2 separate regions of the Homo sapiens genome follow, and region 1 is linked to region 2. A link is a contact called in ENCODE Hi-C or POLR2A ChIA-PET data. All regions are on one chromosome and are shown on one strand. Each heading gives the region's core, a stretch centred on a gene start or an enhancer-like site at or near the end of the contact. The rest is flanking DNA. Distances are from core to core; before and after follow the strand shown. Region 1 holds the start of CLDN11 (claudin 11). Region 2 has its middle 11 kb from the start of ACTRT3.

What was found. Hi-C counts contacts between places; a loop is a spot of excess contacts on that map. ChIA-PET counts read pairs that join two places held with the same protein, here RNA polymerase II (POLR2A). Pooled maps may share reads with other maps.
Region 1: a loop to region 2 is called in a map of vagina, with 10 times the contacts of the local background. The contact joins the promoter of CLDN11 here to the enhancer-like site in region 2. A Hi-C loop is called at or near these places in 12 of 168 maps with a recorded cell type or tissue (A673, B cell, CD8-positive, alpha-beta T cell and 8 more), 21 of 37 single-sample maps with no recorded cell type and 13 of 50 pooled maps. POLR2A ChIA-PET finds 5 or more read pairs at or near these places in 1 of 52 experiments (A673).

What each region holds. Positions count from the first base shown.
Region 1 is chr3:170,417,592-170,421,830 of GRCh38, forward strand. It overlaps CLDN11 (claudin 11), which reads left to right and starts at 1,277. Exons shown (of 3, transcript NM_005602.6): 1 at 1,277-1,701. The coding sequence starts at 1,476. RefSeq lists an enhancer at 1,025-1,977.
Region 2 is chr3:169,756,654-169,761,103 of GRCh38, forward strand. No RefSeq gene overlaps it. Among named protein-coding and RNA genes, the nearest start is that of ACTRT3, 11 kb to the right of the region's middle. Within about 2 kb of position 2,823, at least 4 of the 41 ENCODE cell types and tissues checked have a DNase peak (open chromatin) inside an H3K27ac peak, as active enhancers do; they include CD8-positive, alpha-beta T cell and OCI-LY7, where a contact is called at or near this core.

The sequences.
Region 1 (4,239 bases), core at 27-2,526, 660 kb after region 2:
TGATGTTGATGGTGATGATGATAGCTTTACACTATCAGAGCGCTCATTCTGGGCTAGGCAGTTTTCTCAGTGGGGTACAGATATTAATTTATTTACAGTGAGCCAGAGAAGTCTGCTGTAGCTTTTAATGCGTCTAAAATGGGACACATGAACCCCTTAGGAATTTTCAGACTGATCAGGACAGTTTCCTAGAAACAGTTCGTGAAAGGGATGAGATGGGCCCATGGTATCTACCCCTTCCTAGCTGCGTGAACTTGGGCAACTCAACCTTCTTGTGCTGTTTCTCTATGGCTAGTGCGTGTAATTTGTTGTTGTTGTTGTTGTTTGCTTTTGAGACGTTGTCTCACTCAGTTGCCCAGGCTGGAGTGCAGTGGCACGATCTTGGCGCACTGCAACCTCCTTCAAGTTATTCTCCTGCCTCAGCCTCCCAAGCAGCTGGGGTTACAGGCATGCGCCACCATGCCCGGCTCATTTTTGTATTTTCTGTAGAGATGGAGTTTCACCATGTTGGTCAGGCTGGTCTCGAACTCCTGACCTTAGGTGATCCGCCCACCTTGGCCTCCCAAAGTTCTGGGATTACAGGTGTGAGCCACCACTCCCGGCCTAGTATGTGTCATTGACAATTGTTCCTACCTCAAAGGCTGTTATGAGGATTAAATGAGCTAATGCATGTAAAATGCATCTGCATAATATATAACACAGCTCGATAAATGTGAGTTGCTATTGTTGATTATTATGGCCACGTTTGCCGCTGATGATGTTCAACCACTGAAAAGCATCGTTTTCTTTCTTCTAGTAACTGTGTGTACTGAATGCCTCGCGTTTGTCCCTACTGCACTTTTCAGTCTGTCACAATCCTGGGTCGTCGGGGGACTGTACCGAGCGCCCTTGGAGTGCTCGCAGCAGGGAAGAAGGAGCGAGCAGGGAGGAGCTGAGGAGGGTCGGAGCGGAATGGACACCCAGAGACTGAGATGAGAGAGGGGCTATAAGAAGAGAAACCAGTCGCAGGAAAACAGAACTCTCGACAAACGCACGCCCTCTTTGCGCTCTCCGTTTCTCTGGACCTGGATGGAATTGTTTTACTTTGCATCGCCGGACTGCGCTGCGGACGGGGTGGGGCGGCCCAATGGCCCCCCTGGGGTTACTCTGCTCCCCTTCACGCTTCCCTCCCGGCCCCGCCCCGCGATTGGCCGGCGCGCCCCGGGGCTGCCGCCGATTGGTGCTCGCCGGCCGGAGCCGCGGGGCTTAAAGAGGGGGCGGGGGCGCGCTGCCCAGCAGCGCTGCTGTCCCCGCCGTGCGCCCTTCGCCGCTGAGCTCGCAGCCTCCGGCGCCCACCTCCACCTCCAGTGTCCCGCCTCGGGCCGTCGCCCTCCAGCGGCTCGCGAGCGTGGGAGACGTACCTGGGCAGGCACTGTCCAGCCCAGGCCCAGGCACAGCCGTGAGGGGCGAGGCACGGGGACATCCTGGCGGCCACCATGGTGGCCACGTGCCTGCAGGTGGTGGGCTTCGTCACGAGCTTCGTGGGCTGGATCGGGGTCATCGTGACCACCTCCACCAATGACTGGGTGGTGACCTGCGGCTACACCATCCCCACCTGCCGCAAGCTGGATGAGCTGGGCTCCAAGGGGCTGTGGGCCGACTGCGTCATGGCCACGGGGCTGTACCACTGCAAGCCCCTGGTGGACATCCTCATCCTGCCGGGTAAGGACCCGAGCTTGGCGGCGGCTCCCAAATCCTTATCCTCTGGGTAGAGAGCGGGATATTAGACGGCGTCACAGAGACATTTTGGGGGCTTGAAGACCTTTGGGTACGTTTTTGACATCCCTAGTCCCACCTTGTTGTAAAAGAATTAGGCAGCCCCGAACTTAACTTCTCTAGGCCGCAGTATTCTTATCTGGAATTTGAGATAATAGTGGCAATGTGGCCGGTGGTAACACTGGCCGGGTCCCTTTGAGAATGAACAAACCGGAACACCTAATAGGAACTGAGTCCGTGTTAATTACTGCGGTCCCAGCCCGCATCCTTCCACCGTCCGCTTCCCGAAGTGCTTCCCGCTCCCGCCCGGCCTCCCCCGGGGCGCCGAGCCTTCGCGTTAGGTTCCGCCCGCAGAGGTGAGAAGGAGCGTGTAACACAAGCTGACAGGAGAATCGAACCGGCTCAGGCTGAGTTTCTCGGTCCTCATGGGATGGGCGAAGCGCCCCCGGCCAGGTTAGAGCCCTCCTAGCTCCGTCCGCGCAGCCGCTGAGCAATTCACGTCCAGGGCTCTCTGGGCTGCCTGGTTTGGGAAATGTCACGTTGATTCCCGCACGTGCCCAGGGCCATCTCCGCTGCCCCCGCTACCCCCGCCCCTGCTGTGGGCGCGTCAGACTGCGGGGCTGCGGTGACGCCGGCTCCCGCTCCGCGCCGCTGGGTTGGATAGGGACGAGCGGGCGCTCCTCGGAGGGCGGACTCCACTGGGGAGATACGGAGCGCGCCGCCGAGGGTCGCTCGCCGCCACCCCTCCAGCGTGTCTCAGATTGGGAAGGGGAGGTAAAAATTGACAGCCTAGCGCCGGCCAGGGGCCACATTTTCACATGTGTCCTGTGGAAACATTTTGGGCGACAGCCTCAATTCAGATTTAAACCAATGGGTTGGGCAATGGCGAGGTCGCGGGCACCCCCTTGGTTTTCTGCTGGAATCTCTGCTCTACCCCCAAGGCATGTCCCTACAAGGTGGGCTTCTGTCCCCCAGCCTTCGTGGATTGTGCTCACTTAAAGGATTTTCCCGGTTTCCTCAAGATGGGGAGAAACCTGTCCCTGAAGCCGCCAGTCAGATAAGACTGTGCTCGCCCCTTAAGCCTCCTCCAAGCACGCCCTATTTCCGGTCCTCGCAGTCGGAATCTGAATCCCTCCTTTCTCCTTGCTGCCTAGTACTTGGCTCTTATCCTCACAAAGGCACATTTTATCTTGTTTTTTGTTGATTGTTCGTGAGTGAAGTTCTCCCACTACGTTTTAAATTCCTTGAAGATAGAGATGGCGTCCTGTTATTCTCTTTGCTTCCTCTTCTGGACCTGGCATGGCCTCTGGCACACAATAGCTGCGGGCAGTGCTTGCCTGGTTTGCCTTACGCTATCCTTTCCTTCATTTTGAACTTTCAGAAGGCCAGAGGTCAACGAACGCAGATCTAGACTCAGCTTTGGCTAATGCTGGTGTTGGCAGACCCGGGCCAGCCTCCGGCATCCAGGACTCACAATCTGGGTGAGGGGGGACAAATTGCTAGCCTCAGTGAACCACGGTTGTCTTCTTTTAAAAGTTAAAATCAGATCAACCACCCATCTTTCACGATTATTTGAGGATTAAATGAGATAAGAAATGTAATCTCCTTTGAGATAGTAGATGCTTCATGAATGGTACCTATAGTATTTTATTAAAAGCTGGGCATGGTATTTGTAGGGATCTTTGAAGCATAAAATTAACTTTGTTTTCTTCTCCTGAAATTAACTTTACTGAGCATTCAGTGCCAAGTGGTTTGTTTTCAGAGAACAAAGGCTGTCCTCCAGAGGGGAGTGCATACTCTGGGGGTGGGGGGGGGGTGGGGGGCGGCGCTAGTCCTTCCTGCCTTCCCCCTCCCTCATACTTTGGGTGGAGGCAGGAACAGTCCTCTGTCCCTATCTTTTGGTGTCCGGACATGGCCTTGGCACTGTAGCATGTGGACAGCCAGTGCCATGGATTTCAGAACCTGCATTGCCAGTTGACTGCCTGCTTTGTGTGAGTACTGGCTCTCTACAAGCCGCAGAGGCGGACGGCTGGGTCAGGGGATGGGCCTCAGACTTCCTGGAGCTCCTTTCTGGAGATCTTCAAGTCAGTAGACACTTGACTGATTATCTTTAATTCTGAAGGAGCTGAGATGGGCAGTGCTGGAAGAGGGCCCTTGTGAAGTCCGAATTCTGGCAAAACGTTCCTTGCTAAGAGACAGCGTTGAAGTTAGGCCTTTTTGCACGTGAGGGTCGTGGTGTGTGAGGCAGATGTCGGCTAGATTCCTGGCTTTGCTATGAACTCTGCCTCACCCAGGCCACTAGTACTAGTTCCTTCTGAGCAAAAAAGGGAGGGTAATAAATGTGACCCCCCCCACCTTTTTTAAGAGGAGGGAGAGTTTTAATGAGAAACATTACATTTGAAAGTGAAACAAATTTGTCTGTGAAATTCTCCCAGTATCTTGTCAGATTTATTCTAAATAAATGTGACACATATTGTAATCTGT
Region 2 (4,450 bases), core at 1,573-4,072:
AGTTTGTTTTCACACTGCTGGTAAAGACATACCCGAGACTGGGAAGAAAAAGGGATTTTATTGGACTTACAGTTCCACCTGGCTGTGGATGACTCAGAATCATGGTGGGAGGCAAAAGTCACTTCTTACATGGCGGCAGCAAGAGAAAATGAGAGAAGAAGCAAAAGTGGAAACCCCTGATAAACCCATCAGATCTCGTGAGACTTATTCACTATCACGAGAATAGCATGGGAAAGACTGGCCCACATGATTCAATTACCTCCCCCTGGGTCTCTCCCAAAACACATAGGAATTCTGGGCGATACAATTCAAGTTGAGATTTGGGTGGGGACACAGAGGGGTAAGCAGGGGGCCAGATTATACAAAGCCTTGATAAGAATTTTGGATTTTATTCCAAGTGCAACATGAAGTCACTAAAGTGTTGTGAAGAGAAAAAACATGGCTCAGTTAGCCTTTTAATAAGATCACTCTAGTTCCGTTGTGAAGAATGAATTGGTAATGGGTGTGAGGCAAGATAAGAAGTAGAAAGACCTGTCAGGTCTTTGTAGAAGATGGTGAACTGGGCTGGGGCAGTGGCTAACACCTGTAATCCCAGCACTTTGGGAGGCCAAGGCAGGTGGATCACCTGAGGTCAGGAGTTCAAGACCAGCCTGGCCAACGTGGTGAAACCCCATCTCTACTAAAAATACAAAAATTGCTGGGCGTTGTGGCACGTGCCTGTAATCCCAGTTCCTTGGGAGGCTGAGGCAGGAGAATCACTTGAACCTGGGAGGTGGAGGTTGCAGTAAGCCAAAATCACACCATTGCACTCCAGCCTGGGCAACAGAACAAGACTCTCTCTCCAAAAAAAAAAAAAAAAAAAAAAAAAGATAGTGAACTAGATTAAGGTAGTAGAAATGAAGCCAAAGTGGGAGGATCACTTGAGGCCAAGAGTTCAAGACCAGCCTGGGCAATATAGCAAGCTCCTGACTCTCAAAAAAATTATTTTAAAAATTAGGCTGGCGGTGCACATCTGTAGTCCCTCTATTTCTCACCTTTTTTTATGATATTGTCACATTAATTTTGTAACTGAAAAAATTAGAAAGCATTATTAATTAGATTACTTAGCATTTGCCTCTGTGCTAACTCCTGGGCTCAAGTGACCCTCGCACCTCAGCCTCAGGGCTGCAGTGAGCTATGTCACACCACTGCACTCCAGCCTGGGAAACAGAGCAAGACCCAATCTCAAAAAAAAAAAAAATAGACCAGAGGACACGGCAGGGTGCGGGGAAAATGAGACATCAGCAGTGGTGCCCAGAAGACTGGTTTTAGCTCCTGGGTGTAGCAGTAGCATTTACGGGAAGGGGAAAGGGAAGAAAAAATAGATTTGGGGGATAAAATGATGAATTTAGTAAATTTAAATAACATGAGACTGCACCATATAATTTGCTTATAGAATCTCTCTCTCCAGGAAGACCTTTAAAGATGAGGAATATATGTTTCACCTTTGAAGTCTCAACACCCTGAACAATACAACATGTTGCAGACTAGGTATTTAGTGTTTGTTAAATGAACATCACAACTTTGCAAGTGGTTCATTCATTCCAGTATAATAAGATTCCAGTTATTGTGAAAAGCCATTTAAACTGTTTTCCTTACCAAGGAAAAGTTGATAGATGAGTAATTATTCTTTAACTTAAAAAGAGAATGAAAAAGTATGTGATTTTTTTAAAATTATTTTTTGTTTGTTTAGTTTTCTGTAAAGTAAAATAGCAGTTAAAAGCTAAAATGCGTGTATTTACATTCTTAGGCCTGCTACTGACCTTCTTCAAGTGATTTTACCTCCCAACGTTTCAGTTTCTCCATTTGCAGAAGGGAGATAATGGTGGTTGCCTTATCTCACAAGGATGTCATGAAAATAAGTCAGATAAATTGCTTTGCCCTCCTTGGAGAGGGGCTCTAGAAAGTAAGCATTATTAGATATGATGATGAATACCCACAACTTCAAAGATATTTTTAAATTGCCCCCCCTCCGCCCCCAAGTCTTTGAACATGTTAAGCCTATGAATAGCACTGGGGTAGGTGTTTATATATTTCTGGCAAGCTTTCACCTCTTGTTAAAGCAGTAAATGGTCTTTGAACAAACGTATTTCTCATTCTTTGATAACTATGCTTCCTTGTTTGTACACTTGAAAGATGATTATAATCTGGCATATGAGGTCAAGTTGAACTCCTTGGTGCCATTACAGTTCAAATGTAGCTTTAATTGAGTTTTTCTTCCAAGGTTGAAAATAAGTCACCCAGTTCACTTTAGCAAACTACTCGCATTTTTTAAAAAGATTGTGGGGAATGTAACTGTTTTTGCAACTGATATGTATAATGTTTTTCATTTTAGTTATAATATCCTCATTGATCATACAAAAAAGTCAGTATTTGTATTTCTTCATTATTGCATTTTTCTGTTTTCCTTAAATTGTTTTTAATAACTATAATTATGCCTTTTAACACTTATATAGACAGCCATAGTACACACATAAATATCACCAAAGTGAAAACCTAGAGCCCCAAGACAAAAAAAAAAAAAAAAATGATAGTCAAACATCATCTAGAGAAAGATTCTAGCTGCAGGTGTGCATCAAGTTCATAATTGGTGTTATTTTAAAAATTCACAAACCATTAGCACTTCCACCCTTCTCCATATATCTCTTAACTATATACCCAAGTCAAAACCACTTCCTGCCAGAGTAACTACAACATACCCATCAGAGCGCTGTAAAATCATTACTTGCAAAGTAAAGAGTAAGACAGACTTCTCCTCTCATTAATAATACCAGTTGCTGTCATATATATTACTCATATATTCTCCCCACAACCACCCTTCAAGGGAAGTCTTAGTACATCCGGTTGACACATGTGGAATGTAAAGTTGGGTGACTTATGCTAGATTCCCTCAGCTAGGTTAGAACAGGGTAAAAGTACAGGACCACAATAATATCCTTATTTCAATGTCTTCCTGTTTCCTTTTTATATCAAGGAAGAAATGAGAATTTGAGGCAACACAAATGAAGACCATATATACTTTGATACCTACCTAGGAGGGGAGATACAAACCAGAGTAAAGGAAAAATATGGGAAAAGTTGCCTCATTTCCACCTAGTGATGGTGGAACCCTTGGAACCCTCTTCACATCCCATAACGACTGACAGAATGGACACTGAAAAACAGGCCCACCCCTCAGGCAGAACCACTGGAAGAAATACCCTAACCCCTATACGTGAAGGATTAGCACTACTATTTTCAGAATATTATTAAAATTTAATTTTGAAACTTCTCTTTAGTGATATTCCCAGAAACCTATAACAGATACCACCAGTGTAAACTCCTCTCAAATACATTTATTTTGGGTAGGCCTCAAACTGGTAGGATGGTCCAAACCCTCACCCTTCTAGAGAAAGCACTCAGGAATGCTTAAATTTGCCTAGGCCAAAGGTCGCAAATTAATAGCCTATAATAGACCAGATTTTATCTCAAAACGTTTTTTTATTGGTGCATTGCAATGACTTCAGCTATCAACAACCTAAGCTAGGAGGTCCCCAGGCCATCCTTACATCTGACAAGCTGCCTACAAATTTAGGGGTTCCCACTACCCCTTCAAGTTTCATAATTCAGTAGAATGACTTAGAGAACTCAGGAAAGTGTTATTTCGGTTTTATTACAGTTTTATCATAGCAAAAGGATGTTTATTATAGTTATTATTATGGTTTTATTATAGCAAAAGGATTCAAATCAAAACCAGCCAAAGGGAGAGACACATAGAGTGAGGTCTGGGAGGGTCCCAGAAAGAAGGTTCCATTGTCCCTCTCCTCATGTCCTCAGGGACACATTTTCCTCCTAGCACACTGAGTACTGCCAACCACGGACGTTCATCCAAGCTTCAGTGTGTCCAGAGTTTTTATTGGGGCTTCATTACAGGCATGATTGGATGAATCACTAGTCATAAGGCTCAGACATGTGGCTCCAAGTCTCTCAAGAGGTCGGGCTAGTATCATGGGGCCCAAAGCCCCAACACTCTAATCACATGGCTGACCAACCCCCAGTCATGAGTCATCTCGTTAGTGTAAACTATTGGGTCTAGTCCAAGAGGCCTACCAAGAAAAGACACTCCCACCATTCTTGGTGAATTCCAAGGGTTTAGAGGCTACTTCCCAGGGTTCAGGAACAAAAGCCATCCAAATTCTTTACCATGCACTTATATAATATTTAAATTTTATTTCAATTTAGCTACCAACATTCTATAATCAGTGGTGTTGACATAAAAATCTGAATTTTTGTCTTCTCTTGCAATACTGACAATTTTAGGCTCAATTTCTGTAAGATTGCTGCCTCCTTAAAAAGGGAAGCTCATTCTCCCTACCATCTCTATAGTCTCCATTTTCTTATTCCCAGTGTGATTCACTTCTTTGTTTCCTTT